Regions from separate parts of the Homo sapiens genome. Here region 2 is linked to region 1. Evidence: read pairs that join two places in POLR2A ChIA-PET (ENCODE). Cell type or tissue: OCI-LY7. All regions are shown on one strand. Each heading gives the region's core, and the rest is flanking DNA. Links, peaks and the distances in the headings are about the cores only.

Region 1 (12,869 bases), core at 4,867-12,866:
TTGATGAGTCCTAAATCCACTTCCCCTGGAGACAACATCAACAGATGTCTGCTGTGGAGTTGGAGTTTTAGTGGGAAGGTGAAGGGAAAATATCTGAAAAGTTTGACATGAGGAAATGTGTATGTTTAAAATAGAAGTGAGGTAGGTGCAGGGAAGATGGGAGGAAGGAGGTGCCATTTACATTGTATTCTATGGGATGATGTCTGCTGGGGTTGCACAATATATCCCATCCTCATCCGGTGGGCCAGATGTTAGGAGATAGGGAGACCAGGAAGGAAGCTACTGTGACAGTCTAGGCAAGAAATTATGGTGGCTTGGCAATGGGGGATAGGAGACTTTATTGATTACTAACTTTAATACTAGGAAATACTTACATAGAACCTGCTACCATGCTGGTATTGTGCTAAGAGATTTACATGTATTAATACGACTCATGACAACCCTAAGAGGTAGAAACCTTATTTCGCACATTTAATAGATATAAAATCTGAGGTCCAGAGAGGTTAAATAACTCCCCAAGGCCACATGAGTAGTTTCTTTCTAAGCTGGGCTTTGAGTCCAGGCTGTCTCACTCCAGAGTCTGTGATGAAACCACTGAGCTAGACTATTGAAAGGAAGTATAAATAGCAGGGCCTGGCTATCAGTCAGAAGTGGTAGGTAAAAGAGAGCATGAGAAGGCTGAAATGACTCTTAGGTGGTGTCACTCATTCAGTTAATGATGGGTAGGCAGGGTTGATGGGAATTTAGTTTTGGACACACTCATTGTGAGATGTCTAGTGGGCATTCAGGGAATGCGTGGGGCTGGAGACAGAAATGCAAGTGCTGGTGGGAGTCTGCTTATGGGATAGAGCTTTGAAAACGGATTGGACCCCACAAGAGCATATGTGGTGTGAAAAGAGAGGCCAAGACGAAAGCCTAAGGAATATCAGCAGTTCTGGAGCAAGTGAAGCAAGAATTCTGAGAAAGATCTCCCTAGGAGCAGGGAAAGGCCAAGAAGAGGGCCCTGGGGATTGATGAGGCAGACGCCACATAGGCAGGAACACCTACTCAGGCAGGTCTATGAAGAACTCAGTGTTGTCCATAAAGGAAGGACAGAAGTGTATAATGACAAGCGAGGCCCAGTGTCTCACAGCTATAATCCCAGCACTGTGGGAGGCTAAGGCAGGAGGATCGCTTGAGCCCAGGAGATCAAGGCAGCAGTCAGCGATGATCACACCACTGAACTCTAGCCTGTGTGACAGAGCAAGATCCTGTCTCTCTAAAAAGGAAAGCACGGGGGTGGGAGGGGAAAATAGAAATGTGTAACGGATTTAATGGTTGGGAAACCATTAGTAACTGATAGAAACAATGCTTATGGGCTGAGAGTAGTGGCTCTTGCCTGTAATGTAGCACTTTAGGAGGCTGAGGCGGGCAGTTCACCTAAGGTCAGGAGTTAGAGACCAGTCAGGCCAACGTGGTGAAACCCCGCTTTACTAAAAGTACAAAAATTAGCTGGGCATGGTGGCACAGGCCTGTAATCCCAGCTACTTGGGAGGCTGAGTCAGGGGAATTGCTTGAATCTAGGAGGCAGAAGTTGCAGTGAGCCGACATCATGCTGCTGCACTCCAGCCTGGACAACAGAGCAAGAGTCTATCTCAAAAAAAAAAGAAAGAAAGAAAGAAAGAAAAAAACAAACAATGTTTATGGTGTGGTACAGCAGTGGCCATCATGATGGCAGACAGTCCCTGATGGCCATGTATGTGTTCTCTTTCTGAGACTTTGCTTGTATGAAAGTAGAGACCTAGAGAGAGGTTAGCATGTTTGTATTGCCCAGGGAAAGAGGAAGCAGGGCAGTTACAATGGGAGAACATTGAGCTTCTTATATGATGTAGCCGATAGAGTCTGGAGTGGACCCCTTATGATTACTCCTCTTGCAGTTTGCAGCCTGTACTTTCCCTGAGTGTGAGCTGAACCTGTGGCTTGCTGCTAACCAATAAAATATGGTAAAACTGATGGGATGTCCCTTCCATGACTACACTATGTAGTGTAAGACTCTCTCTTGCTAGCTGACCCACTCTAGAGGCTCTGTCTTCCTAGTTGGCTATGAAGAGGAAAGTAGTCATCATGGGGATCCACACAGCAGGGAGCTGAGGAGGCCTGTAGGAGCTGAGAGCAACCTCCAGCTTCAGCCTGCAAGGAGTTGGGGCCCTCAGTCCTACAACTGTAAAGAAATGAACTCTGTTAACAACCTGAGTGATCTGAAAAGAGGACTCTCCCACAGTCGAGACTCTAGATGAGGCTACAGCCTGGCCAACACCTTGACTTTTGCTCTGTGAAGTTCTGAGCAGAGGAGCTCACTAAGTTCTGCCTGGACTTCTGACCCACAGAAACTGAAATGATAAATGTGTGCTGTTTTAAACCACTAAGTTTGTGGTAATTTGTTATGCAGCAATAGATCACTAATGCATTAAAGTGAAACAGGCATGACAACAAACATGCAGATAAAGAAGATAAAGAGAAAAACTTGTGTTTCCAGCCCTGACCCGTTGCCTGGACTACACATTTATTACTGACCTGCCTACTCTGCATCTCCACGGGGATCTCTAGTAAGCTCCTCAACCTGAACGTATCCAAAACTGACCTTGGATTCTATGCTGGCTCCTCCCCTGGCCTCCAAAACCTGCTTCTCCCTCAGTTTCCTCATCTCAGTAAGTGGCAACTCCATTTGTACCATTTCTTAGGACCAAAACCTTGTGGTCACCCTTGATGCCCTCCTTTTTCATACCCCACCTGTAAGTTTATCAGCAAAGCCTTTTTACTCTGTCTTGAAAATAAATCCAGCATCATAACATTTTCATGGCTCCTCCCTGGTACAAGTCATCTGCATCTTTCCCCTGGATCACTGCAGTAGCTCCCAGCTGGGTCTTCAGGCCTCCATCCACCACCCCTACCCACAGCCCATCTCAGTCTAGCATGTGAAGTAACTTCTTAAAATGTAAGTAAGTCCAGTCCTTTTTCTGCTTTAACCTTCCTGTGGCTCCCCTCTGAGAGGTAAAGCCCAGGTCAGCATGATGACTTTCAAGGCCATATATGATCTGGCCCTCAACCCCCTCTGGCCTTGTCACCTCCTAATCTCCTGATCACCCTGTGTGCTCTGCCCACCCCAGCCTCATTGCTGTTCTTCACACAAACCACAGTGCTTCTGCCTCTGTGCTCTGGCACTGCTGTTCTCTCAACTTAGAATGCTTTTCTCCCAGGTATTCTGTGCCTCACTCCCATTGCTCATTACCACTCTTTTAGAAATTGTGATTTCCTATATTCCTTCCCCTGATTTATTTATCTCCTGAGCAGTTATCATCATCCAACACACCATATCTGTTACTACTTATTTTGTTTTCTGTCTTCTACAATGATAAGGAATGGGACTTTACACTTTGTGCACTTCTCTGCCCCCAGTACCAAGAACACTGATTGGCATGTAGTTAGTACTCATTGATTTTTGTTGAATGAATGAATGAACTGAACACAGAAGTCCTAAGGGAAACTGGAGAGTGAGAGTCCAGGGTGTGGATGGAGAATTAGCCTGACACAGGGGAAAGGATACCTGCTTCTTAAATCAGAGAAAATAGATGAGGAGGGGCAGGAGCAGGTCAGGGCAGCAGCAGGAAGTTTGGAATCTCCTCCTTCTATTTTCTCTCTGAGGTTGAGGGAGCCCTAATGAATGTCATTAGTGTCCTTCCAAAAGAGACCCTACAGATCTATCTTTATCCTTTGGCATGTGAACAAGTCTATGGGCCCTCACCACACACCATTATGCTGGGGTGTTGATCTTAGATTTCCCAGCCTGCAGAATTGCAAGAAATAAATTTCTGTTGTTTACAAACCATTCAGTCTTGGTGATATTTTTGTTATAGCTGCCCACATAGACTAAGACATACACATTAACACAAACAACCTTGCTTTCCATCTTTACAAATCAGGTATTGAAAAAATCACTCCTGATTCTTTCAATATTGTGTCTATTTGTAACTGCAGTAATAAAATTTTTGATTACTTAAATTTTTTCAGTCCAACTGGATTACTGAATTGTCTAAAACCTAAAATACTACCATTCAAGCTAGAATTTTAGATGCCTCATTTTATTAGTCAGGGTTCTCCAGAGAGACAAAATCAATATGATATAGATATAGATATAGGCATAGATATAGATGCACATACAGATATAGATGTAGATACAGATCTATGAGCAGGCATTTATTAAGGAGATTGGCTCATGTGATTATGGAGGCTAAGAAATCGCACAACAGCTCATCTGTAGGCTGGAGACCCTGGGATGCTGGTAGCATGGCTCAGTTTAAGTCTGAAAGCCTCAGAACCAGGGAAGCTGATTGTGTAACTCTCAGTCCAAAGCCAAAGGCCTGAGAACCCAGGGCCTCCTGGTACAAGTCCTGAAGTTCAAAGGCCGGAGAGCCAGGAGTTCTGATGTCCAAGGGCAGAAGAAGAAGAGTGTCTCAGCTCCAGAGGAGAGAAGAATTTGCCTTTCCTCTGCCTTTTTGTTGTATTGGGCACCCAGCCAACAGAAGGAGAGAATTTCCCACTGACTCACTTGCCAATCTCTTCTGGAAACACACTCACAGACACACCCAGAAATAATGTTGTACCAGCTGTCTAGGTATTCCTTAATCCAGTCAGGTTGACATCTAAAATTAACCAGCACATGGATTAACTTCCAGGATCCACTATTCTAGTTTCAAAATGTGGTTTTGGGATTCCTAGAGAGAACTCTGATGTACTCTTAAGGAGTCCCCAGTGTTAATAATATTTTCACAATAATAATAATGAAACATTAATCGTTTTTCATCTCATTCTCTCAGTAGTGTGCAGTAAAGTTTTTTTGAGCTAACATGACCTATGATATACCAATAGGTTTAATACAAAGGCAGATATGATAATACAAATATCTCTTATTAAGCCAGACATGAGATCTGGAAAAAGTTAACCAGTGTCACACTTTTTGTTTTTTTATTTGGACACAATAGATTGCTTTTTCACAAAACATCCTATCTACATTAACCTATAACTGATTTATTAATGCTATTTTAACATAAATTAAAAGATAACATTTTAAATTTTTGTTTCAATGTCAAATGTCATAAATATTAACCCAAATAAACAAAAGCTCTTTAAAGTCCTCAATAACTTCTAAGTGTCTAAAAACATAATTAGATCAGGAAGTTTGAAGCCACTGGTGTCCCCATTGAACCTGAATGCTGACGTAGACCTGGTCCAGTACTGCCCTGCTCGACCAGGACCTCAAACCTCAACCACACTCAGGGACTAAGTACTGACCCCTTGTTTATTGCAGGGACATCTGAGCCAAACCACATCCACATGAGTCCATGTTCTTCATTCATCTTCATCCCAGGTCCAGGCCTGTGGGTGTGTGCTGTGGAAATCCTGGGGTTGGGTGGAAATGAGCCATCATCTCCCAGGACCCTTTAGCTCTTATGGTGGGACTTAGCCATCCTTACAACCTTGGTCCCTCCCAGCTCTCTGGTTCCACTTCCTCTATCTCTGATCTGCATATCTGGTTCCCTCTCCCTTCTGGTGGTCCTGTGGATTCCTCTCTCCTCTCTCATCCTGGTGAACCCTGTTGGCCTCATTCCAAGTCCACAGCATCTGGTGCCAACTGGCATATTGGGCTTAATGTGGTTATCCTGATTTTAAACAGTAGGTTCGCTGCCCAACAGCTTCTCTCACTTTCTTTTTGACTGGGAGCTATGAAACAACTAGTTCCCTATGCCTGGATCCCATCCCATAATTACAAGCAAAGGAACTACTAAAGCCACAGACTAGTGAGGAGGAGAAAACTGGGGCAGAGGGCTGGAGTGGGTGTGAAAAAGGCAGCTGGAAGATGTTCTCTTACGTGACCAGAGGGGAGGAGGGCGTGTCTTTCATTAGGGGGGTTGTGCGGTGGCTGCTGAGATGGCCAGGGCTTATCTGCATGGCTGTGAGTCCAAGGAATTGATTCTATAGGCTCTGGTGGGTCCCCACTCTGTGAAGTTTCAGGCCCTCTTCAGGCACCATGACCCCACTGGCTCCTGTGAGTGCAGGGCAGATGAAGATGGGGCTGTCATCAGACCCTAACCTGAAGAAGGGCCTCACAGGCACAGTAAAGGCTGAACGGGGACATGTGTAGATGTGCGATCTGTCCCTCATGTTGTAGAAGGAGACATCTCCAGCTTCATAGTCCAGGAAGACGCCCACCCGGCAAAGGGACTCCTTCAAAGGGAGAATCCTCTCAGGGGAGGACAGGGCCCGGTATTGGTTTCCAAACATCTCCAGGGTCCAGAAGCCATTCTGAGGAATCAGCAGGACCTCCCCTTTCCTCTCAACACTGTGTCTGCAGACCCCCACAGTCCACACCATCACGTTTTCCACCTCCACCTCCCAGTAATGTTTCCCTGAGGCGAAGCTCTCCCATCCCAGGACACAAGGCTGACTGTCGAATCTCTCTGGGTTGTCAGGCACTCTCTGCCTGTAGGGGCCCCGCCTCACACTTCTCCGGTCCTCTGACAGGAAGAGCTCGGGATGAGCGGTGTCTGGATCCAGGACCACATCAGCTGCAGAGGAAGTCTCAGGTTTATGCCTGGGGTCTCAGGAACCCTGGGGATTGTGTGGTTCCTGGTCCCCAGAGAAGTCTCAGAAAGCTGAAGGGGGTTCCCCATGTAGTGGCCGTTTCCATGAAGGTCCCCTGATCCCAGGCAGCTCATACCCTGAGAATTACGGAAGCTGCACTTCTATCTCTCCAGAGACAGAAGCAGTGCCCCCAGGTTGAGAAGAATTGTGGCTCTATGAAATCCAGAGAGTTTAGGAAATGAGCCAAAATTAATGGTTCCCAGTTTTTCTCAGCATTCTAAGATCTGATCCCTTTTCTATTCAAGATATATGATCTCTGGGACTTTCTTTAGTTAGAAACTTTCCAACTTGGCTTAAACCATCACAGAAGCTTTATCTCCTATTGTTCCCCCACATACCTCTCAATGGATCAATTAAGTGAGTCTATCATTACACACTGTCCTAGGTGGTGAAGGACCTCTTCGTTGGTCCTATAGGTTGTTTTAATAGGTGACAACTGATTTAAGTGGCTGACAAGGGCACACTTCAAAGGATAAAGAAGGAGAATAAATGTGTGCAAAAGAAAACCTGGTGCCTGAGGGATGTGTGGGCAAAGTTAGGGAAGAAATACTTCAATCCAGTTTTGCTTTAACAATATGAGTCTGACATCTACCAGGATTACTTCTCCCATACAGGAAAAGCCCCAGGAGCTGAGCATTCTGCAAACCTCTACCTTCTGCATGTATTCTTACTTATTCAGTCTACCTTTCTATTGCATTAAAATGATTTTCTCTTTTCCACAAGTTGATATGTCTGATTGTGACAAGTTGTGATTGTGTCCCAAAATGACAGTGGCAATTTTGAAACTCGCCAAAGAGGAAAGGTCCATGGGCCCTGGTATCTGGTAAAGTTTGGATTCTTTGGTGCTGACAGGCAGAGGTGCCGAATCACAAGATGAGAACTCACTGGAAGTGGGCGATTGGTTTCTCTGTGCTCTCCCACTCACCCTCCCACTCACCCAAACCCCTTCCCCTGGCAGACTACATGCAGAATATCAGTGCTCTCTTAGAGGCAGAAAGGTATTTCTGGCCACCTATTTGTACACCATTGCATCAGGCTTACTGGGGACCCTTATGGCCTTTTCCTCACATAGGTCTTCAACTGTGCACAGTCTATACCATTCCCAGGATATGAATTGCTAAGACAGCATTATCTTATTTCAAATTGATCCAGAATCAAAGAGCAATGACTTCTGAAATGTAACTCTTAGGAGGCTACTATGCATGGGAAACCTTTGATAATCATGCATTAAATTATTCCAAAAGAGAAAGGGTCCTGGGGATGTAAACTGCAGGGTTCATTAAGAGCTGCTGGGGTTCCCTGACAGAAGAGCCATGATGCATCATTGCTGGGACACCGTTGATGAACTGACCCCAGTTCCCTATGGTCCCTGTGTAGCCCTGGGCCCCTTGCTCATCTCCTCTAAGGAGTCCTGTTAGCTGGCTAGTGGGGAGAAAGCTGAGATCTGAGAGAACATCAGAGGCACTCACCAGCATGTAAGAATGTTCTTCTCCATCCTGCAAGGGACAGACAGAGGTGAATGTCACGAGACACTGCTAAGTAAGCAGAACACAAATTGTACACGGAGTAGTTCAGGAAAGGCTAAACTTACGCAATTCTTCTTGAAGTTGCTCTGAAAACAAAATACAGAAACAAAATCATGTCTTCAACAGAAGAACTAAGAGAAATTGAGCTTGTATTAAACAACGTAGGAACCATCCTTTCTATGAACACCAACATCACCCTTCGTTTATGCCTAAGGAACAGTCAGAAACCAGCAATGATGTATGATCAGATGGCTGGGTAGTATCAGTACATTGTTAGACTTTTGTCTGAACTTTCGTTCAGCCATGTAGTGCTGCATATAGCCAGGTGAATGAATGTAATGTGTGCAGCATGGAAGAAAGAAAGCTCTGAATGATTACTTCTTATGACATGAGAGTTCCAAGCCCTTGTGGCTGCTGCTGTGCATTTCCTCTCTCTCTTCCCTAAGCCGGTACCTGTGAGAGCTGTGGCCTTTCTATGACAGTCAATTGTCCTCCTACTCATTTAACTTTTCTTTTTGAATTTCTTTCTATTTTTCCACACTTTCTTTACAAATTCCTTACGTGCAATTTCTTTTTCCTCTTGTTCAACTTTCTTTTCCCCTGACAGAATCTTTTTTTCCCTTTGAAGTTTCTTGATGCAACAGATGCTGACAGCCATGAAGATGATGAAAACAGCCAGGATGACAGTCATGGACACCATCCAGGGAGATGCGGTCAGGATGACAGCTAGGGCCACCATCCAGGGAGATGCGCTGGGCATAAAGGATTCTGAAAAGGCAGCCAGAAAAGTCCATTTAGTTTGAAATAGAACATCTGGATGAGAGTGCCCCTAAGAGCACATCTGAAGAGCTCCTCAGCCACCTGTTCTGTTGGCTTCTCCCTCAGAAACCTTAGATGGAGAAAGCGATGCTGGCTCAACACTGGCTGACACCTCAGTGACTGCCAGGGCCGGGCCCAGAAGGGGGCAAAGCAGAAACATCTGGAGTCACCATGGAAAGGACCAGAGTGCATAAAACTAACCAGCCATGCTGAGTCAGCACAGCCATCACCCTGCCTCAAACCACCATCACTCACGCCTGGAATACTAGAGTGCCCTCCTTCTTGTTCTGCTCTATTCTGTAATCTACTCTCAGCAGAGCAGCCCAAGTGAGATCATGTTAATTATTTGCTCAAAACCTTCCAATGCTTCCCACTCACTCACTCTAAAAGCCAAAGCCTGTTTGTGGCCTGTGCTGCCATATATAACGTAGTTGCATCACTCTGTGAATTCATCTCCCCCTACTTCCTGAACTCACTCCATTTCAGCCACACCAGCATCACCTCCTGGGAGTCCTGGAAACTGCCAGACAAGCTCCTTCCTCAGGCCTTTTGCATATGCTCTTCCTGTACCTTGGCTGCTCAGTCCTTAAGCATCTGATGGTTCCTTGTCTTGATTGCTCAATTTCCATCTTTACAGTGAAGTCTTCCCTGACCACCTTGTTAATAATTCTGATGCCTCACACCCCTGGAACTCTCTATTTTCTCTTTGCTTAATTTTTCCTACATGCTCGTCACCATGTGATAGAATATATAGATTATTATTTATTTAATCACTTGTTTCAATTATTTCATATATTGCTGTCTCTCTCTCGCGCTCCCTTTTTTTCTTTTTCTTTTTTAAGACAGAGTCTCACTCTGTTGCCCAGGCTGGAGTGCAGTGGCACGATCTTGACGCAAGCTCTGCCGCCTGGGTTCAAGCAATTCTCCTGCCTCAGCCTCCCAAGCAGCGGGGATTACAGGCGCCTGCTACCGCACTCGGCTAATTTTTGTAGTTTTGGTAGAGATGGTGTTTCACCATCTTGGCCAGGCTGGTCCTGAACTCCCGAACTCATGATCCAACCACCTTGGCCTCCCAAAGTGCTGGGATTGCAGGTGTGAGCCACCGTGCCCGGCCGCTGTCTCTCTCTAGAATATGAACTCCTTGAGGAGAGAAATTTTGATATATTTTGTTCAATTATTGACCCTTGGTTTCCTGTACAGTCTTAAACATAAGAAATGCTTGTTGAACATTTGTTGAATACATTTATGAATGTCTCTTGATAGGGAATTTCCCCAGCTCTGTCCTTTGGGAAGTCCCATAGACAGGAAGGGATGGCTGCAACATACAGGAATGCCAAGCATAGACAGTCACCCACCCACACTACTCTCCAGGTTTGATGGTTGTCCTTAATATTTTACAACTGTTGCAGCATAAAGACCTAATCAAGAAAAAAAAGACCAGGTTTACCCTCAGAGAAGAGGCTCCTACTCTTGTGTTTTGGGACTCTTTGAATCTCCCTTTGTGAGGAGGGGAGACGTCTCAACTCAGCTGCAGCCTCCAGCTCCTCAGGGCCCAGGACCATTCCACCCACACTGCTGCCCCCATTCCCGCTCTGGGCTCCATCTGGGTGCTGAGGATCCTGCATACACTTGATAGGTCTCAGAGGGCAGAGAACTAACCTGGAATAAAAATGACAGTTTCCTTCTCCTGGCCGAGCAGGGTGTTGTTGACAGAGCAGGACACATTCCTCACATACTTGTCTCTGATGATCACAGCTGTGGTGACCATGAAGAGGCCGTCAGCATCAGCGATGGAAACCTCCTTCAGGGCGGGCACAACCTCACCGTAGGGGTCCCTCCACACTGTGAGGGGCTCTGGGTACCACCCTCCAGATATGCACTCCAGCCAGATGCTCCCATCCTCTTGGGCCTTGATTTCAATGAGGGGCTTAGACCCAAGGCCTGGAAAGGGAGACCAGGGCTCAGCCAAAAGGCAGTGGTATCTTAGCCCCTACTGCACCTTGATGGATGGTTGCTAGAAAGACCCTTGGTTTTGGAGAACATCAGGAAACCAATATGCAAAATAAATTGTGAGATCTCAAAGAGAAAGGATCACATTGCACACTTTTCTTTATGCTCCACCTGAAGGCCCCATCACAGCACCAAGCATCTATCTGTCTGCTATAAATGCTTGCTGTGCAATTTATTCTGGCAAAGACTAATTTTCTCACTTCCAGGAGGGTGTGTCCAAATTCTCAACAGGCAGGTTGAGAATTTCACTTTCTGCTCCTGGGATGACTTCTCTGCAGACCTCAATTTCCTGAAGCTCTAAAATAATACACTAATGACAGAAACCTATCAGGTTGGCAGAAGCTTTTTTTCCTTTCTTTCTTTTTTTTTTTTTTTTGTAGAGATGGGGTTTTGCCATGTTGCCCAGGCTGGTCTCAAACTCCTGAGCTAAGGCAATTCACCTGTCTTGACCTCCCAAAGTGCTGGGATTACAGGCATGGGCCACTATGCTCAGCCTTGGCTAAATCTTAAGAAACTTTTTGAACCAAAGTCACTGACACTTCTGTCTAGTTCAGGGCCTCACATCACCATGGCTATCTACCTCCATAGGAGGTGATGGTTTTTAGGAGAATAGACAGAACTAGCTGGCAAAGCCAATTCTTATTCTAATTCACAGTTGTTTACCTCCCAGAGGTTCCATCCAATAGAGAATTTTCTTACAGTCCTTTAAGAACATCAATGTATTAGAAATATCTGGATGCCCCTGGGATCCTTAAGATAACCATATTGCCTCCTCAATGTCAGAGATCATCACCAAAAATCCTAATAATTCAGGCTCATCCTAAATATATTCTATCTTTACTAGAACCTTCAATGAAAGAGAATACCCAGAGTGAGAGAGCTGCAAAAGCATGGTCCTGGGAGACCCTTCAGCCATGCGTGATCATCCAAACTTCTCCTGAATAATTCCTTTGTAAAGTCTCCCAACAAATTATGTTAAAGAAAGAAAATTAAAGCAATCACTTAAGCCTAGTGCTTTCTGCTCTGTTTAATTTTTGTCAGGAGAAAAAAGCTAGTTGTGCATTTGAAGGCTCACACAGAAATCCTGAATTAGAAAAGAAATTAAAATACCTCAGCAAATTGGAAAACAAAGTCCTACAAAACATTCCATGGGTTCAATACGGGTAAGCATGACACAATAGATTTAAGGGAAAAATCAGCCACCAACCAATCCAACAAACAGAGTACAATAAGCAAGCAAACAAAAAGTCCTACAGCAACCCAATTCAGACTAGGGAAGGCCAGGACAGGGTTGGTTTTACAGAGAAAGAGTAGTGGGTCCCTGCCACATACAACCATTCATTACTGGGCAACATTGCAGTGCTGCTGTGAACACAGTCATGACAATGGGTCAAGAAGCCCTCCATCCACGATATTCTGTTTTAATCAGATGTAAGGTTGCCTTTGTGAGTAGCAAAGATAGGGTCTCCTACCTGTTATGATTTGGGGCCCCCTGGGAAGAACCCAATTTCCTAGTCCTTGCCTCCACTGGTCTGATGGACTGAAATGTCACCACGAATTATTCTGCAACTTAAAGGCTTTTTTCAGTCCTGAAATATACCTTTTAAAGCAAAATACACTAACTGCAACACTGAGGTAATCACTTAGTGTCACTTTTAACAAACTATTAGAAATCCCAGTTTAAGTGCATTTCTATGCTGAAGCCTTGCCAATTTCTTCCCAGCTAAATTCTTAGTCTTTCTCTGTGGAGTTAGCAGGAATTATAGATAACTTTGTTTCTGTATTTAGTTGTGCTTTAATAAAAATCATCTATTTATATAAAAGTCACTCTCTCTG
Region 2 (16,792 bases), core at 4,647-12,646, 93 kb before region 1:
TTCTCTACCTTCTCAAGAGTCACACAGAATCAGGAATAAGTCAGCTTCCTGAGGAGCCCCTCTCTGCTTTTTAAACAGGCACTATTGAGATGTTACTTTCCTTCAGGTATTGGTTATTTATTTATTTATTGAGACAGTGTCCTGCTTTGTTGTCCAGGCTTGGTTACTGCAGCTTCAACCTCTGGGCTTAAATGATCCTCCCACCTCAGCCTCCCGAGTAGCTGGGACTAGAGATGTGTGCCACCACACTCGGCTGTTTTTATTTTTTTTATTTTTTGAGATGTAGTCTCACTCTGTCACCCAGGCTGAAGTACAGTTGTGATACCCTACCTTGTTCTAACCTGAATTGACTCTCCCTTAGCTGAGAGAGCCAGACAAACTCCATTTTGGCTTCTTCACCTGCAGCCCCTTACCCACCCCCTTCCTCAAGGAGTTAACTTGTGCAAGCTAACTCCCAGCACATCAAAGAATGCATTTAACTGATAAGATACTGTGGCAAGCTATATCCACAGTTCCCAGGTATTCGCCCGGTTGATAGTACCCTAAGCCCCCACATTTGTATCCGGTTGATGGTATCCAAAAGGCCTGCATCTATCACCTTATGATGGATTTAAAGCCCCTGCACCTGGAACTGTTTGTTTTCCCATAACCATTTGTCTTTTAACTTTTTTTGTCTGTTTTACTTCTGTAAGATTGCTTCAGCTAGGCTCCCCCTCCTCTTTATAAATCAAAGTGTAAAAGAAAATCTAGCCCTTTCTTGGGGGCCAAGAGAATTTTGAGCGCTAGCCATCTCTCAGTTGCCGGCAATAAAGGACTCCTGAATTAGTCTCAAAGTGTGGCATTTCTCTATAACTCGCTTGGTTACAACACAGTGGTGCTATCTCAGCTCACTGCAACCTCTGCCTCCTGGGTTCAAGCAATTCTTCTGCCTCAGCCGCAGGAGTAGCTGGGCCTATAGGCGCGTGCCACCACTCCCAGCTGATATTTGTATTTTTGTAGAGACAGGGTTTCACTATGTTAGCCAGGCTGTTTTTTTTAATTTTTAGTAGAGACAAGGTCTCGCTCTGTTGCCCAGGCTGGTCTTGAACTCCTGAGTTCAAGTGATCCTCCCGCCTTGGCCTCCTAAAGTGCTGTGATTACAGGCCTGAGCCACTGCACCCAATCTGTGTTTTTTGTTTTTGTTTTGTTTTGTTTCTTAATCTTCAGTTTCTTTAAGTGGAGATTTTTGGAGCAAGTTTCATATCTCTAAAAACTCTGGAATAAGTGGCTAACTCTGGCCATGTGGTCACTGCTATGAAGGTGTTGGTTTTGTTTTGTTTTTTTAATTTAGGCAGGTGTTGGAAGGGGGGACCCTGAAGGCATGAGAACTCATCATCAGACTAGATCAGCCACACTCAGCTGAGACCCAAAAGATGAACAATAATAAGAGTTGTTGTAAGTCAGTGAGTTTGGGGTGATTTTTTACTCAGCGATGGCTACACAATACAGAAATTGATACTTGAAAGTGAGGTGTTACAATATTGAAAACCAAAAATACGTGGCATTGATTTTGGATAGGCGGGAGCTAAAAAAAATCTTAATAGGAAGCTGAAAATGGCTGGAAACTGTTATGGAAGGTGTGGTATAATATGAAATATATTTGGTCTTTGTACTGAGAAAAAAACCCTTGAAATGTCCTGAGTGAAAATTCTTAGGAGTGTCTTTTGTTATTCATAGTGAGCCAATTAGATAACACCTGAGCTATTAAATTCGATAAGTTAGGGTAGGGCCCCTAGATAGCCTCAGGACAGGGCCAATCACCAGAAAGACTAAGTGATCAGAGGAGTAGAGGGTTAGAACTTTTAGCACCACTGGCCAACCTCCAGGAAATGGTATGGGGTTTGCAGACAAAGCTCTACACAAACTATACAACTATATAACTGTCACACCTGTCACTGTGAAGAGACCACCAAACAGGCTTTGTGTGAGCAACAAGGCTATTTATTTCACCTGGGTGCAGGCGAGCTGAGTCCGAAAAATGAGTCAGCAAAGGGTGGTGGGGTTATCACTAGTTCTTATAGGTTTGGGATAGGTGTACAAAGTACATTCTTAAGGGTGGGGGAGAATATTACAAAGTACCTTCTTAAGGGCCGGGGAAACTATATCGTATCAGTTAGGGTGGGGCAGCAACAAATCACAATGGTAGAATGTCATCAGTTAAAGCTAGTTTCACTTCTTTTGTGGATCTTCAGTTGCTTCAGGTCATCTGGATGTATACGTGCAGGTCACAGGGGATATGATGGCTTAGCTTGGGCTCAGAGGCCTGACAATAACTATACAACTACAGCTCTCTGTGAGCTTCCAGATTGTTTAGCACATGGAGGTGCTTAGAGAATGGTATGCCCAGAAAGGGCATGGACACTCCGTGTCGCCCTCCCATCCACACACATACCTTGTCCTGTCCATCTCTTCATCTGGCTGTGGAGCTTATCTTTTGTAATATTCTTTACAATAACCCAGTAAATGTCTGCAAGGAGATGTTTAGCAAAAAAAAATAAATAAATAAAAATAAGTGAATAAACAAGTAAATGTAAGTAAGCATTTCTCTGAGTTTTGAGTCATCCTAGCAAATTAATGAACCTCCCTGCTAAAAAGAGGTCGTGGAAACCCTGGTTTGTAGCTGTTGGGTCAGAAGAATGGGTGGCGCAGATTTTAGAATGGCATCTGAAGTGGGTGCAGTCTTATTGGACCCAGCCCCCAACTTGTGAGATCTGTCACTATCTCCAGGTAGATGGTGTCAGAATAGAATTATAAGATACCCAATTGGTGTCCACTGGATAATTGCCTTGTGGTTAGCAGAGGCCAACCCCATATGTCTGATCACAAAAGTGTTCTGTGTTTGAGTGTGTGAGTAGAGGGAGAGAAAACCTGCTTTTTTCCCTCAGAGAAGGCTAGAAGAAATGGCGACCTGTGTTATGTATTTACCAAATATTTATTCAAACTGTTGCCTGTAGAACTTGAGAGATATAAAATGTCATCTAATGAACTTTTGGATTTAGGCAAAGAAATTTCCAGGCAAAATGTTGGATATGTGAGTTAATTGCTTTTAGTTGCATACAAGATACTGCAGGAAAGAGGTGGGCTCAGGAAAGAATGGGCAAGTTTTGTTTTTTTTGAGACAGGGTCTTGCCCTGTCACCCAGGCTGGAGTGCACTGGTGCAATATCGATCTCGCTCACTGCAACCTCTGCCTCCCAGGCTCAAGTGATTCTTGTGCCTCAGCCTCCCTAGTAGCCGGGACTACAGGGATGCACCACCACACCCGGCTAATTTTTGTATTTTTAGTAGAGACAGGGTTTTGCCATGTTGCCCAGGCTGGTCTTGAACTCTTGGCCTCAAGCAATCCACCCTCCTCGCCCTCCCAAGGTACTAGGATTATAGGTGTGAGCCACTGGGCACGGCCCAGGCAAGCTTTTAAGTAGAATTTAGAAGATAAAGAACTTTGAGCTTCTGGGTTGAAAAATAAAACTGTTTTTCATCTATGAGTGTAGATGAGACAGTAGATCTCCAGCCAGCAGTTGACATACTCTGGGAGCAAAGATGAAATTCAGGGACTGCCATGTAAGATATGGCTTCTGGCTTAAGATCAAATGATGGGTGTGGCTGTAACATACTTCTTTATTATTATTATTACTGTTATTATTACAGCCCAGTGTAGACCAAAATACTTTTCAAATCCCTTGAAAGGAATAAGGTAATGTACAAGAGGGTTTCTGGGTAGCTTAAAGGGTGTGGACCCATAACAGCTTGCTGTACCCCAAATAAGATTTAGAGAAAGAGGTATTTCTCTAAAATAATTTGGGTGTTGCTTTTGACATGCGAGTGAACTCAAATCAAATACAAAGAAAACTCACAAAGCCTTGAGAAAACTGTATTGACAAAGTCAGCCTACATTAGAAGAGACTGAGATTGTTTGGACTCCCAATTTTGAATGCCATGAAGCTGGCCGAGAAAGTTACTCAGCAGACCAAAATGGTTTATTCTCTAAAGTTCTCTTCAGAAGGGGCTGAGGAGGATGGAAAATGAAGACTCTCCCAAAGGGTGGAACCAAGAGCTGTGGAGGACAAGGACACCAGAGCCACTCCCAGTGAACAGAACCACAGCCTAATCAAGGAACAGACTCTATCACAAAGTAAGGAAGAATGGCAACATTTGCCCAGTGGGATTTCATTTCATAATTGCTGTGGAACTGTGACAGCTATGGGTCTCCAATAATTCTCTCTCAAACGGAAGTTAATGTGGTAATTCTGCCTCTATTCCACCATTGTACATTGGGTGTGTGTGTGTAATGCAGGGATCTATGCTGATGGTGGATGGACTTACCCTTTTTTTGTTCATTGGTCTCCAGATCAAGAGGAGCTGGATCAAGCCTCAGGTAGAACATGAGGTGCTGGACTTTAAGAATGATGACAGGATGGGTAAGACTTTTGAAGGTCCCGTGATTGGGATTGAATGTATTGATATTTTTGTATGTGTGAGAGACATGAATAATTATGGCCTAGAGATAGGTTGTGGTTGAAGGACTTATTGGCCATCCCTGAAACCTTTGCAATGCTTCTTCATGGGTGAAATATATGTCCTACCTCTTGACTCTAGGCTTGCCCATATGACTTTTTTGGCCAGTAGCATGTGGGTGAGAATGATAGTGTGCCAGTTCTAATCATAGGACTTAAAAGCCTCACGACTGTCACTTCTCATCCTCTTCTGTCTCTGCTGGCAGCATGAGAAGTAGATACCTTGGCTTGCTTACTGGTCCCAGGAGGTTGGTAGATTCATAGAGCAGAGGTATTCCAGTTGACACATAAACTGGCAGGTGAGAAGTAGAGCACCCTATCTGAACTTAACTTAGATTAGCCAAACCCAAGTCATCTTGTAGAAATGTAAGCAATAGATATGCTTGCTTTTTAAAGCCACTGAGTTTTTGAATGGTTTACTAAGCAACAATAGCTAATTGATATAGATGAGTAGGATTTAGAAAAGAAAAAACAAAACAGTTTCTTTTTTATTTTATCTGGAAATATTCAGAAACGAAAAGACTTAAATTTTCCAGACCTCAGTTTTATCAACCACAATATGGACTTAATAATCTCTATCTCAGCCTGGGCAACATAGTGAGACCCTGTTTCCACAAAAAAATAAAAAATTAGCTAGGTGCGGTGGCATGCGCTTCCCACCCCAACTACTCAGGAGGCTGAGGTGGGAGGATTGCTTGAGCCCAGGAAGTTGAGGCTGCAATGAACCATGATTGTACCACAGCACTCAAGCCTGGGCAAGAACGAGACTCTGTCTCAAAGAAAAAAATAAAATAAAATAAAATAAATAAACTGTCTCACAGGGTTGTCATGAGAACTCTAAAAGAGTGAATAGAAACATTCTATAACTTAAACACACATGCACACACAAATTCATTTTAAAAAGTCCTCAGGTTTAACTCTCTTTGTACAGATGAAGAAACAGAGACACCATGAAGATAAGACTGATATGGTTTGGATCTGTGTCCCCACTCAAATCTCATCTTTAATTTTAATCCCCATGTGTTGAAGAAGGGACGTGACGGGAGGTGATTGGATCATGGGGGCAGTTTCCACCATGCTGTTCTCGTGATAGTGAATGAGTTCTTACGAGATCTGATGGTTTAAAAGTGTGACACTTTCCCTCTCACCCCTCCCTCTCTCTCTCCTGCTGCCTTGTGAAGAAGGTGCTTGCTTTTCCTTCACCTTTTGCCACAACTGTAAGTTTCCCGAGGCCTCACAGCCATGCAGAACTGTGAGTCAATTAAATCTCTTTTATTTATAAATTACCCAGTCTCAAATAGTTCTTTATAGCAATGTGAAAATGGTCTAATAAAATGACTTTTTAAAAATACAACCAGCGAGACCACGGCTGAATTTCTCTCTTCCTGAAACTTAGTGTTGTACCCTTTCTTTAAACAAAACTGTTCAAAGAGTATCAGCAATACCAGAAATAAATGAAAAAAGCATACAACTCCTCTAGAGCTGCAGCCATAAAAGACCGGTTTTTATACTTTCCTATTAAATATTTCCAGATCTGACTACTGCATTAATGATGGTTTTGACCAACATTGATAAGTTTATTTTTTTAAAACATTTTTTTTCCAGGTCATTATTACAAAAATGCATTATTGAATTGGTTTGAATCCAAAACACTACCCTTGAAGCCATCACTTTAGATGCCCGGCTCACTTTTAGTCCCCTCCAGCTACTGAGGATGAACCTAATGATAGCCCGGGTTCACTACTTACTTGCTTGCCAGTAAGCTCAAACTCAGGTCATGGGTAACCATGCCTACAGCCTTAGTTATTCTAGGATCACCTGAACCAAGTCAGCTTATCATGAGTTTGTTCTCCTGGAAACTTAGAGTACAATATTCCTTCATCCCAGTTCTAGGCCTGGAGATTTCCAGCGTGGACTGGAAATCTTTGAGGTTGGGTGGAAATGGGCTGTCAACTCCTGGGCCTCATAGCTGTCATGGTGGGATTTAATCAGGCTCACAGCTGTTTCCCTCTCCCAGCTTTCTATCCACTTCTGTCTCTGACCTTCATTTGTGGTTTCCTCTTCTCCTTAGGAGGCCCCGTAGTTCTCTCTCTGTCTCTCTCTCTCTCCCCCCACCCCCCCCCCATATATATAGAGAGAGGACTGTAAGTCCAAGCGTACAGTGTCAATCAAGCATTAGGTTGAATGTGCCACCCTGATGTTAAAGCAAGTGGTTTACAACATGTCATTTTCTCACACTTTTCTCCTTGGTTGACAACCCTGTGGCAGCAATAGTTTCCCTGAGACGGGACTTCGCCCTATGGTTATAAGCTAATGAGCTACTAAGGCAACAGTTTAATCGGGAAGAGAGGTGGGTTTGGGGCCTAAAATGGGTGTCAATGGGGCAACTGGAAGAGGTCCTTTTATGTGACCAGAGGGAAGAGCTCATTTACCACCAGGCATGGGGTAGAGTGTGCTGTGCTGTGGTAGTCAAGATGGCCAGGCCCTCTCTACATGACTCTGAGACCAGGAATTTGGTGGTGGTGGCAGTGGGTCCCCATCCTGTGAAGGATGAGGCCACACAGAGCCTCAAGATCAGCTAGAGTGAGAACTTAGGGCCTTCTCAGGTCTTTCCAGAGCACACACACAGCCCTGGGCATGTGCACAACCCTATGTATATGTGTGGACTTCTAGAATCCAAGAAATACGTCAGAGATTTTCAAAGCCCTCTGTATATATTTCACTCCTCAGCCTTTCCTATTAAGCTTTTTAGTTATTGTTTGCTCCAATGATTACCCACCATCTCAGACAGCTGTGATGTTAAACAATTGTCACTGGTTATTGTCAACAAATGCTCCCAGAGAAAACCCTGTTCACACTTGGTGAGCTTTGCGTCAGATCAAATAAGGACAAAGCTTGCAAGTGACGTCTTCTGGGTGCTGAGTTTCAGGACACACCATCCAAAAATATGAGTGCAGGAGACCAGAATATGCCATCTCAAAATATGCCACCCTGGCATACTGATCTTTTTGAGCTAAAAGAAATTAAAGACCAGCCAACATAGAAAAATCTCCTTGCCTTCCCCTCAACTGTCTGAAATGAATTATAAAACACCCCTTTTGTAAAGAAAAATTTACATCTATAAAAGAAATTTTTACTAGTAGAGGTATTTATACCAGGAAGAGAACTGCTTTGAGACAAGTTTTACCACTTGGGGAACTTTTATCTGTAACAAGGTAACCTTTACTCACCATACATTTTCTTCTCTCACCATCCCATAATTTGTCTCCATCGTTTCCCAGAAGCCCTGACTTCCTCCTTTCTGTAGCTCAGGATGCTATATTAACTTCAATCATCCGGCCCTTCTTTGAGTCTCATATTTTGAGATTTGAGGGACTCCTGTACATATGCATGTAATTAAAATGGTTTTTCTCCTATTAATCTGTTTTAGATAAATTTAATTAATAGCCTAGCCAAATAACCTAGAGGGGTAAAGAGAAGCAGATTTTTCCCTCCCCTACACAAGGAACAACCAGGCATGTCTAGTAATGACAATTCTCTAGGAATGGGGTTTTGAAGGAGCCCCAACCCCTTTCTATTCCCTCCAGTGACTGTCAGGCGCTGTTTTTCACTGTGATTGTGGGGTGGTTTCTAGGCTACTGCAGAGCTGTGGTGGGGTGGTGGTAGTGTAATAGGACATGTTAAAATGCCTATAAAACGTACTGTTCTTACTGAGGTTCAGCCATTTTTCTTGAATAAAATTCACTCTGATTGCTGCAAGCCTTAGGTTAATTTACAGAGTTCTGAGAAAGTTGATTCTGGCAATTTTTTTTTTTTTTGAGATGGAGTTTCACTCTTGTTGCCCAGGCTAGAGTGCAAGGGCACGATCTTGGCTCACTGCAACTTCTGCCTCCTGGGTTCAAGAGATTCTCCTGCCTCAGCCTCCTGAGTGGCTGGGATTACAGGCATGCACCACAATGCCTGGCTAATTTTGTATTTTTAGTAGAGATGGGGTTTCTCCATGTTGGTCAGGCTGGTCTCGAAATCCCAACCTCAGTTGATTCGCCCGCCTTGGCCTCCCAGAGTGCAGGGGATTACAGGCGTGACCCACTGCACCTGGCCTTTTCTGCCAATCTTTGCCAGTGTTTACTGCTTTTATGGAGGGAGGGATTTTCAGAAGTCCTCACTTAACCATTCTCACTGACTTCTCTACGTGTGTGTGTGCGTGCATGCACACGTGTTTAATGTCTAAAAATATAATTTGAAAATAACTTGTGCTTTAAAACCTCAGCCTTTTCCTCCCAGGGTAGATTTGGTTATCTTAGAGCAGCAATTCTCAGATGTTTTGGTCTCATGACCTTCTTATACTCTTGAAAATAATTGAGAATCCCAGAGAGTTTTTATTTATGTGAGTTATATCTATCAACACTTAGCATTTAAAAATTAAAACTGGGCTGGGTGTGGTGGTGCACATCTGTAACTCCAGCACGTTGGGAGGCCAAGGTGGGTGGATCGCTTGAGCTCAGGAGTTCGAGACAAGCCTGGGCAACATAGTGAGACCTTGTCTCTACAAAAAAATACAAAAATTAGCTATGTGTGGTGGCATGCACCTGTAATTTCAGCTACGTGGGAGGCTGAGGCAGGAACATCACTTGAGCCTGGGAGGTGAAGGTTGCAGTGAGTCTAGATGGCACCACTACTCTCCAGCCTAGGCGAATGATTGAGACCCTGTCTCAAATAAATAAATAAAACAGGTTTTTTTTTTTTTTTTAAATGAGAGTCTCGCTCTGTTGCCCTGGCTGGAGTGTAGTGGTACAATCTCGGCTCACTGCAACCTCCGCCTCCCAAATTCAAGTGATTCTCCTGCCTCAGTTTCCTAGTAGCTGGGATTACAGGCATGCACCACCATGTCTGGCTAATTTTTTTATTTTTCATAGAGACAAGGTTTCACCATGTTGGCCAGGTCTGACTCCTGGGCTCAAGTGATCGGCTTGCCTCGGCCTCCCTGAGTGCTGGGATTACAGGTGTGAGCCACCATGCCCGGCCCTTAAAACACAGCATTTTAAACACAATAATACACATTGTGACATACATTCCAATAGGTGTCAGAGGGATGATGTCATCATGTCTTCAACATCTGGAAAACTCCAATGCACACATGTGAGAGTATGTGAGTAAAAGAGGCAAATAACTTAAAAAAAATTTATTTATTTATTTTTAAAAATAGAGATGGGGGTCTCACTATGTTGTCCAGGCTGGTCTTGAATTCCTGGGCTCAAGTGATCCTCTCGCTTCTTTTTTTTTTGAAACAGAGTTCTCACTCTGTCACCCAAGCTGGAGTGTAGAGGCGTGATCATGGCTCACTGCATCCTCGACTTCCGAGGCTCAGGTGATCCTCCCACATCAGCCTCCTGAGTAGCTGGGACTACAGGAACTCACCACCATGCCCAGATAATTTTATGTATTTTTTGTAGAGATCAGGGTTTCACCATGTTGCCCAGGCAGGTCTCAAACTTCTGGCATCAAGTGATCTGCCTGCCTTGGTCTCCCAAAGCGTTGGGATTACAGGCATGAGCCACCATGCCCAGCCACAAATAACATTTTAGTATCATTATAAACATTGTCTTGGCCAGGTGCGGTGGCTCACACCTGTAATCTCAGCACTTTGGGAGGCAGAGATGGGTGGATCACCTGAGGTCAGGAGTTTGAGACCAGCTTGACCAATATGGTGAAACTCCATCTCTACTAAAAATATAAAAATTAGGCAGGAGTGGTGGCTACTCGGGAAGCTGAGACAGGAGAATAGCTTGAACCCAGGAGGCAGAGGTTGCAGTGAGCTGAGATCGTACCACTGCACTCCAGCCTGGGTGACAGAGTGAGACTCCATCTCAAAAAAAAAAAAAAAAAAAAGTCTTCACCTCATGGATCCCCTGAAAGAATCTTAGGGTCAGACCACACTTTTAAGAATCCCTGTCTTTGGTGGTTCCAGAGAAATAGACTATAGGACATCCACTGGAGAGCCCCGCAGCATCAATACCTTGAGGAAGTTAAGGAAAGAGGATAGACAGAAGGAAAAGTTGAAATATAATGCAGTCTCACAATGAACTCTGGAACTGGGGTGACCCTTCAGAGTTGTGTACCTTGTGCAAGGGGTCCAGGACCTTTACACCTATGTTTTCCAGTCATTGGATGTGGTCCACTCACTGAGAGGTGGAATAACCTTGGGCAACAGGGCTCTCTTTGGCTCTTTAACAATTCATGGTATGGAGTCAGCTGAGGGCCCTGAGCCACCAACACTCTCTGCAGCTGGTTGATTGTGTGTCTCAGTCCAACACGGAGTGACCAGGGCAGGGCACCACAGCATCCACCTCAGTGGGGAAATGAGAATGGAGTTGGACAGTTTGTGTGGAAGGGGGCAGGCAGAGAGAAGAAAAGGTTTTGGTGCTGGAAATAGTATAAAATGAAGGAGGAAGGAATATTTCTCTTTGTTTCTCAGGTACAGCTTTCAGTTCTATCCAAAGTTGGCCCCTGAGTTCATGTGAGAGAAATCACGTTATTTCTCTCCCTCTGCATAAGAAATCCTTGAACCAATGGGGACATGCTCATGGATTTCCCTAGAGAACTTTCTGACAACTCTGGCTCCAGATTAGTTTAATCTGTTCTCATTCCCATTTGTAGTTCAGTCATTTTACTGCATGAATAGCTGGGAGACTGGTTTACTTGCAGCTCAGTCACTTACTATGTGTTTTTAACTAAATACTTTCACTTTTCTTGGCCTCAACTTCCTCATCTCTAAAAAAAAACAAAAACAAAAACAAAAAAACGATGCTTGAAATTCTGGAACCAAGCATTTATGGGATTTTAGAGAAAATAAAGTATGTGTTCTGCAATAACCCAACATATTATTTTCCTGGAAAAAAAAAACAACAAACACCTTGAATTCTGCAAAATCATGCAACAAAAACACCAGGGCTTACAAAAAAATAGAGTTGGGCTTAGACAACTAAAAACCCATGCAGGTTTGTTTCCAAAACACTAATAAAGCCAACCAATCAGCAGCACCCATTCCCTAATGCCCACCAAATTGTCCATAAAAACCCTTAAAAAGAGAAAAAAAGAACACTAATAAAAACATCAATGATAGTAATACTTTTAGCACAGTTACCCAAACTCCTAATAACTAAACGTGTTTAATAGTAAATGTAGGGCTTTACCTGAAGGTAGGTGAATGTAGCTTAATAGAAAGAAGTATACTGGCTGGGTGTGGTGGCTCACACCTGTAATCCCAGCAGTTTGGGAGGCCGAGGCAGGCGGATCACCTGAGGTCGGGAGTTTGAGACCAGCCTGACTAACATGGAGAAACCCCGTCTCTACTAAAAATACAAAATTAGCCAAGCATGGTGGCACATGCCTGCAATCCCAGCTACTCGGGAGGCTGAGGCAGGAAAATCGCTTGAATCTGGGAGGCAGAGATTGCGATGAGTTGAGAACACACCATTGCACTCTAGCCTGGGCAACAAGAGCAAAACTCCATCTCAAAAAGAAGTATACCAAAAAGATGAGTTTGCTGAATTTGGGAACAAAGCAATGGTGGGCTAATAAATCGTATGCAGGAAGAAATGCCTTGTTTAGTATTGTTTGGCAATTTCTGTGGTGTAAATACTCCTACTATGAGTGATTTTTGCTCACTACTTTCCTGAAAATTTAACAATCACCTCTCCTAAACTGGTGCAAGCTGGCTGGCTCTAGGACACCAACAGGAGTAAGGGCTAACATTGTGACAACAGGCTAAAGGTGGAGAAGTTGTCATCTTTGTACAAAATGTGATCTACAAAGCTATGGTCTTGTGTTTCTTTTAAGCCAAAAGGAAAACCATGGGGCAAAAAGGCATTACATATGCTAGTGCATTTCTCTGTGGTTTTCTGAGCTTAGCTACTGGTGTATTTTGTACTCAAATAACTCTTCCTCAATGGCATAACACATTAATTTGGGAGAAAATTGAGTATGAGTAAAAGGAACACCGACATTATAATGCTGTCATAATTCCAGGATTAACAAAAAGCACATGAGCTAATTCCTATTACAGAAACACAATCTGTAGGTAGAAGAGGTTTTGTATATGTGAAGGGTGGGCTGGGGATGGGCTGTGTGAAAGATGGTGACTAATTTGACAGCATGTCTGTCGGAGTGGTGTAGCCCAGGGATGTTAGGCTAAATCGGCCTGGGGAGCAGGAAGCTGAGCTTTCATAGAGATGATGCATTGCAAAAAGATTCCTGAAAATGCCTCTAAAATGGAGGGTTGCTAAATCCACAGGGGAAGAGATCAGAGAACTTCTTGGACACAATGAAGTGAAGTTACATTGAGATCTAAGCAAGGGTTGGACAGGCAGACGATGGAGGGATCAGGGTTGGATATCAGTTACACAGATCACTGTGGAGTTCTGCTCAGAATCTCTTCAACACTGTCACTCTTGAGCTCCTCCTCATCTCTGCATCTCCCGACCCCTTGTCTTTCTGTTAGCACGATATGGAGACTCAAAAGAAGAAGTGCTGGATTTTGCTGCTCTGTTGGACACAGAACCATAAACTTGAGAATGCAAGTTCTTGAAATTCCAAGGCAACTTCCTAATTTCACTGTCAGCTGGGTTTCATGTCATCTTCTGCTAACACAACTGTTTCTGTGTTTCCTCTGTGTACCTTTCTTGGACTTCAGCTTGGGGTGTTTTCTTTCCCAGTAATGATTTTTTTTTCCTTTTTTTCTTTTTACATGCATAACACAGAGAATACCCCTCCACATCAACCCTGTTCTCAACATCAAGATATTTCCTCTCACACTCCTAAGTCACTCAGTCTCAATCCTTTATATGCCCTCAGACTTATTCCCAAACTCCCAGAACCTGTTTTCAGAGATAAGGCAGCAATAAAAGCACATTAAGAAGTCCCCCATATCTGCCAATCTAAATGCATCTCCATTTTCTCAAGCCTAATCCCTGTTCATCAGAAGTAACTGAGGGTCTGACAGTAATAGCTGAAGCCTCAGGAGACGAAATGGACTTTGGAGGAGAGAGGCTAGAGAGCAAAGACTATTAGTTGACATGAGGTGGCTGCTTAAGGGAGCCTATGGCTACATTGTGTTGTCACTTGTTTAGAAAAGAGCATATTTGTATTTCTGGAGGCAGAATTTTCTGAATTCTGGACAACAGAATCTCCTTAGGCCCCAGGCTTCACAAGACTGTGACCTCCTGAAAGTCCATCAACAATTGGGCAGGTGGTCAGGGGCTTTTTATCGCATGACCACAAGAAGAATAAAGGCTGAAGGGAGCCAGAGAAAGAGCCTTTGGGGAAAGCATAGATAAGGGGTTCTGTCACTCATGTTGTAGAAGGAGATGCCTCCTGCTTCATAGTCCAGGAAAATCTCAACCAGGGGGCTGGGATCTGACAAGAAGAGAAGGGTCTTGAGTGGGGAGAGGGCCCAGTACCCATTTACAGATGACTCCACAGCCCAGATCCCATTCTTAAGAGCAAGGAGAATTTTCTTCATCACATTCTTCCTACAGACTCCAACCAACCATTATTTCCCATCTCCCACCTCCACTTCCTGGTAATGTCTCTCCGAGGTGAAGGCTTCCAGGCCTAGCACACAGGGCCAGGAGTCACATCTCTCTGGTTTTTCAGGCAGTTTCTGACATGAATCTTCCAGTCAAACAGATTTGAATCCTAATAAAGAAAGAGGTGAGGGAGGGCTATGTTTGGGTCCAGAGTCACTTCAACTGGAGAGAAAGACAGAAACAAAAAGTCTGACCATTGGTGAGTGTTATGGTTACAGGACTATTTTTGCTTCTAAGAAACAGAGCACTGCTGTAGGAGTTGATAGGTCTCCTCAGGGGGAGGGCTGTTTGGCCTGCTAAGGGGTCTCCATTCCCCCAGGCTCCCTCTGTCACCAGCAGCCAGAGGGTGATGTTAAGAGTTGACTGTGCCCAGGCTTGTAATGCCTCGTGAGATAATCTCACAGGAAGCTGGACTCTTGGCCATCTTCCAAAGCCCCTCTCTGTGTTCCAAGGAAGTATTAGGCTTTCTTTCTTTTTTTTTTCCCCACAACTTAAAATCTCTGTGTTCATCACTAAAAGGGTATCAGCATTTTTCATTTCCACTTATTTTAGGTCTTTGGATACCTCAGAGGTTAAATCTCAGCACCCAGAGCAGTGCCCAGCCACTAACCTGCACAAGATCGAGCCAGTTTCCATTCTATAATAAAACAGAAACAAGAGTCATTGCCAGGTTAAAGAGAAAATCAGCTGGGTACGGTGGCTCACACCTGTAATCCCAGCACTTTGGGAGGCCAATGCAGGAAGATCACTTGAGCCAACTAAGGAGTTCGAGCGAGACTCCATCTCTACAAACAATTTAAAATAATAAAGAGACAGAGAGAGAAAGAAAAAAAAATCTTGTGTAATTTAAAGTAAAAGACAAAACTAAACTTCCTCCTTTGTATAGTGGTGTGAAGAAGAAGAAGAGGAAGAAGAAAAAGAGGAAGAAGAAGAAGGAGGAAAATAAAAAGACAAAACTAACATAAAAATTTCAGGAGCTTCTTTGTAAAATGAATAGAAATTCTTCAATAGGCCTCTGGGGCTGAGATGTGAGGAGGAGGAGGAAGAAAATGAGAGTGGGAAGGACGCACTGGAGGACTGTTACTATCTGAATCCTATCGCCTACAAAACATCAACTGATCAATCAGGCACAAGAAAGTGTTCTGCTTCTTTCTGTCACCTTAGAAATAACCTGGACGTCAAACATCGGTGAAAAGAAGAGAAAAAAAGGAAAATGAAATAACCTGGAAGCTCCTGATGATTTGAGATCAGATCTTTACATACTAAGAGATGGTTGCTATATCTGGGGGCCTTGAGTGAAAGGCAGCAGTGGGAGCCCAGCACCCATTTCCAGACAACTCCACAGCCCAGAGCCCAAACTCAGCAGTTATGAGTTGAATTTATTTTGTCAAACAAAAAGAGTCAAACTCTGTAAAATATTGCAAGAGATTTATTCTCAGCCAGATATGAGTGCCCAGTGGCTTGTGACACAGCCCCGAGATCCTGTGAACATGTGCCGAAGTGGTTGGGCTCCAGCTTCTTTTTATACTTTATATTTATTGAGATGTTTTAACTCTGCAGGCCAGAGAGAGAGACCTATCTGAAACCAGCTTGGGCAGCTGGAGAAGAATGAGGGTGAGCAGACATCTGGGCAAGCCGGAGTTTGGGAAAACTGCCATCTTCGACCTTTCTGGAGCAGCAAGATACTGGTGTGAGTCTGTCAGGAGCTTCAGCCTAGCTGATGAATAGACAGGAGAGAGCGATGGGCTCTACAGACCCGCTCAGCAGTTCTTTCCAACTTGGAGTGCTCTGGTCATTTGCATCTGAATCCTGCTGTGTCTTCTCTCCAGTGGAGATTTTCAAACCAGGCTGCCATCAGCACCCACTCACCACCCTAAGTTTGGTAAATGATATATAAAGCTTCAAACTGGCCCTACAACTCAAAAGGAGACATAGGAGAAGGGAGGCGTTCATGGGTTGCATATAAATGAGCACAGTTTGAAATCACTACACTAAAAAAAAATCTTTCAACTATAATAATATGTTATTTACTTTCAGCAATGAGTCAGTCAGGAATTTAGCCCAGGAAATCAACAGAAAAATAGACTCCTCCCTCCCCTGAGATGCTGCCTGCACTGGATTCATGTAAATTTAAATATAAATTTAGATTGATGTTCTTTCACCATCCTCCCCCATTATCCTTCTCTCACTTCAATCATAAATGCTCTTCTGTTTGCATCATAAATTTTTCCCCTCAATCCAGTACATTTTTCTTTTTTCCTTGTATTTATTTTATTTTATTTTAATTTTTTAGAGATGAAGTCTCACTATGTTTCCCAGTCTGATCTTGAACTTTTGGGCTCAAGTGATCCTCCCAACTCAGCCTCTCAAAGTGCTGAAATTACAGGCGTGAGCCACTATGCCCTGCTGATCCTGTACATTTTTTGAGTTCATTGTACCAATAGTTCCTCCATTAGCTTGGTTAAACATTCACAAAACAAAACAAAATGCCCCCAAATGTGACAGCTGAGTCCTTGTAGGAAAAAATCCTTAAGTGAAGCTTAGTATCCTGGGGTTCATTGCATATTCATATATACATACTTGGGGACCCATGCACTAAAAAGACAGACTCCTTTTGTTTACAATAATTCAGCCTTTGCTGTTAAGGTGATTA

What was found. Peaks named below come from ENCODE experiments on the same cell type or tissue, not always from the same donor. Only the 100,000 strongest peaks of a DNase experiment are listed, where the experiment ranks them.
Region 2: POLR2A ChIA-PET joins it to region 1 with 5 read pairs; 9 of 35 experiments call an interaction of 5 or more read pairs at or near these places.

Annotation. Positions count from the first base shown.
Region 1 is chr6:26,386,108-26,398,976 of GRCh38, reverse strand. It overlaps BTN2A2 (butyrophilin subfamily 2 member A2), which reads right to left. Exons shown (of 8, transcript NM_006995.5): 4 at 10,683-10,964; 5 at 8,766-8,972; 6 at 8,270-8,290; 7 at 8,148-8,174; 8 at 4,103-6,602. The coding sequence ends at 6,010. Among named protein-coding and RNA genes, the nearest start is that of BTN2A2, 9.4 kb to the right of the region's middle. RefSeq lists a silencer at 594-683. In OCI-LY7, for the core only: a CTCF peak has its summit at 9,552; a DNase peak (open chromatin) is centred at 9,546; H3K4me3 peaks cover 363 bases; H3K27ac peaks cover 667 bases.
Region 2 is chr6:26,475,381-26,492,172 of GRCh38, reverse strand. It overlaps LOC285819 (a long non-coding RNA gene), which reads left to right and starts at 9,664. Exons shown (of 4, transcript NR_038992.1): 1 at 9,664-9,701; 2 at 13,053-14,338; 3 at 14,692-16,021. It overlaps LOC107986583 (a long non-coding RNA gene), which reads left to right. Exons shown (of 4, transcript XR_001744057.3): 2 at 4,029-4,170; 3 at 4,387-4,456; 4 at 5,484-5,524. It also overlaps a transcript of BTN2A1 not described here and the pseudogene BTN1A1P1. RefSeq lists a cis regulatory region at 13,596-14,031 and an enhancer at 14,033-15,232. In OCI-LY7, for the core only: no CTCF peak of the experiment used is centred there; no DNase peak of the experiment used is centred there.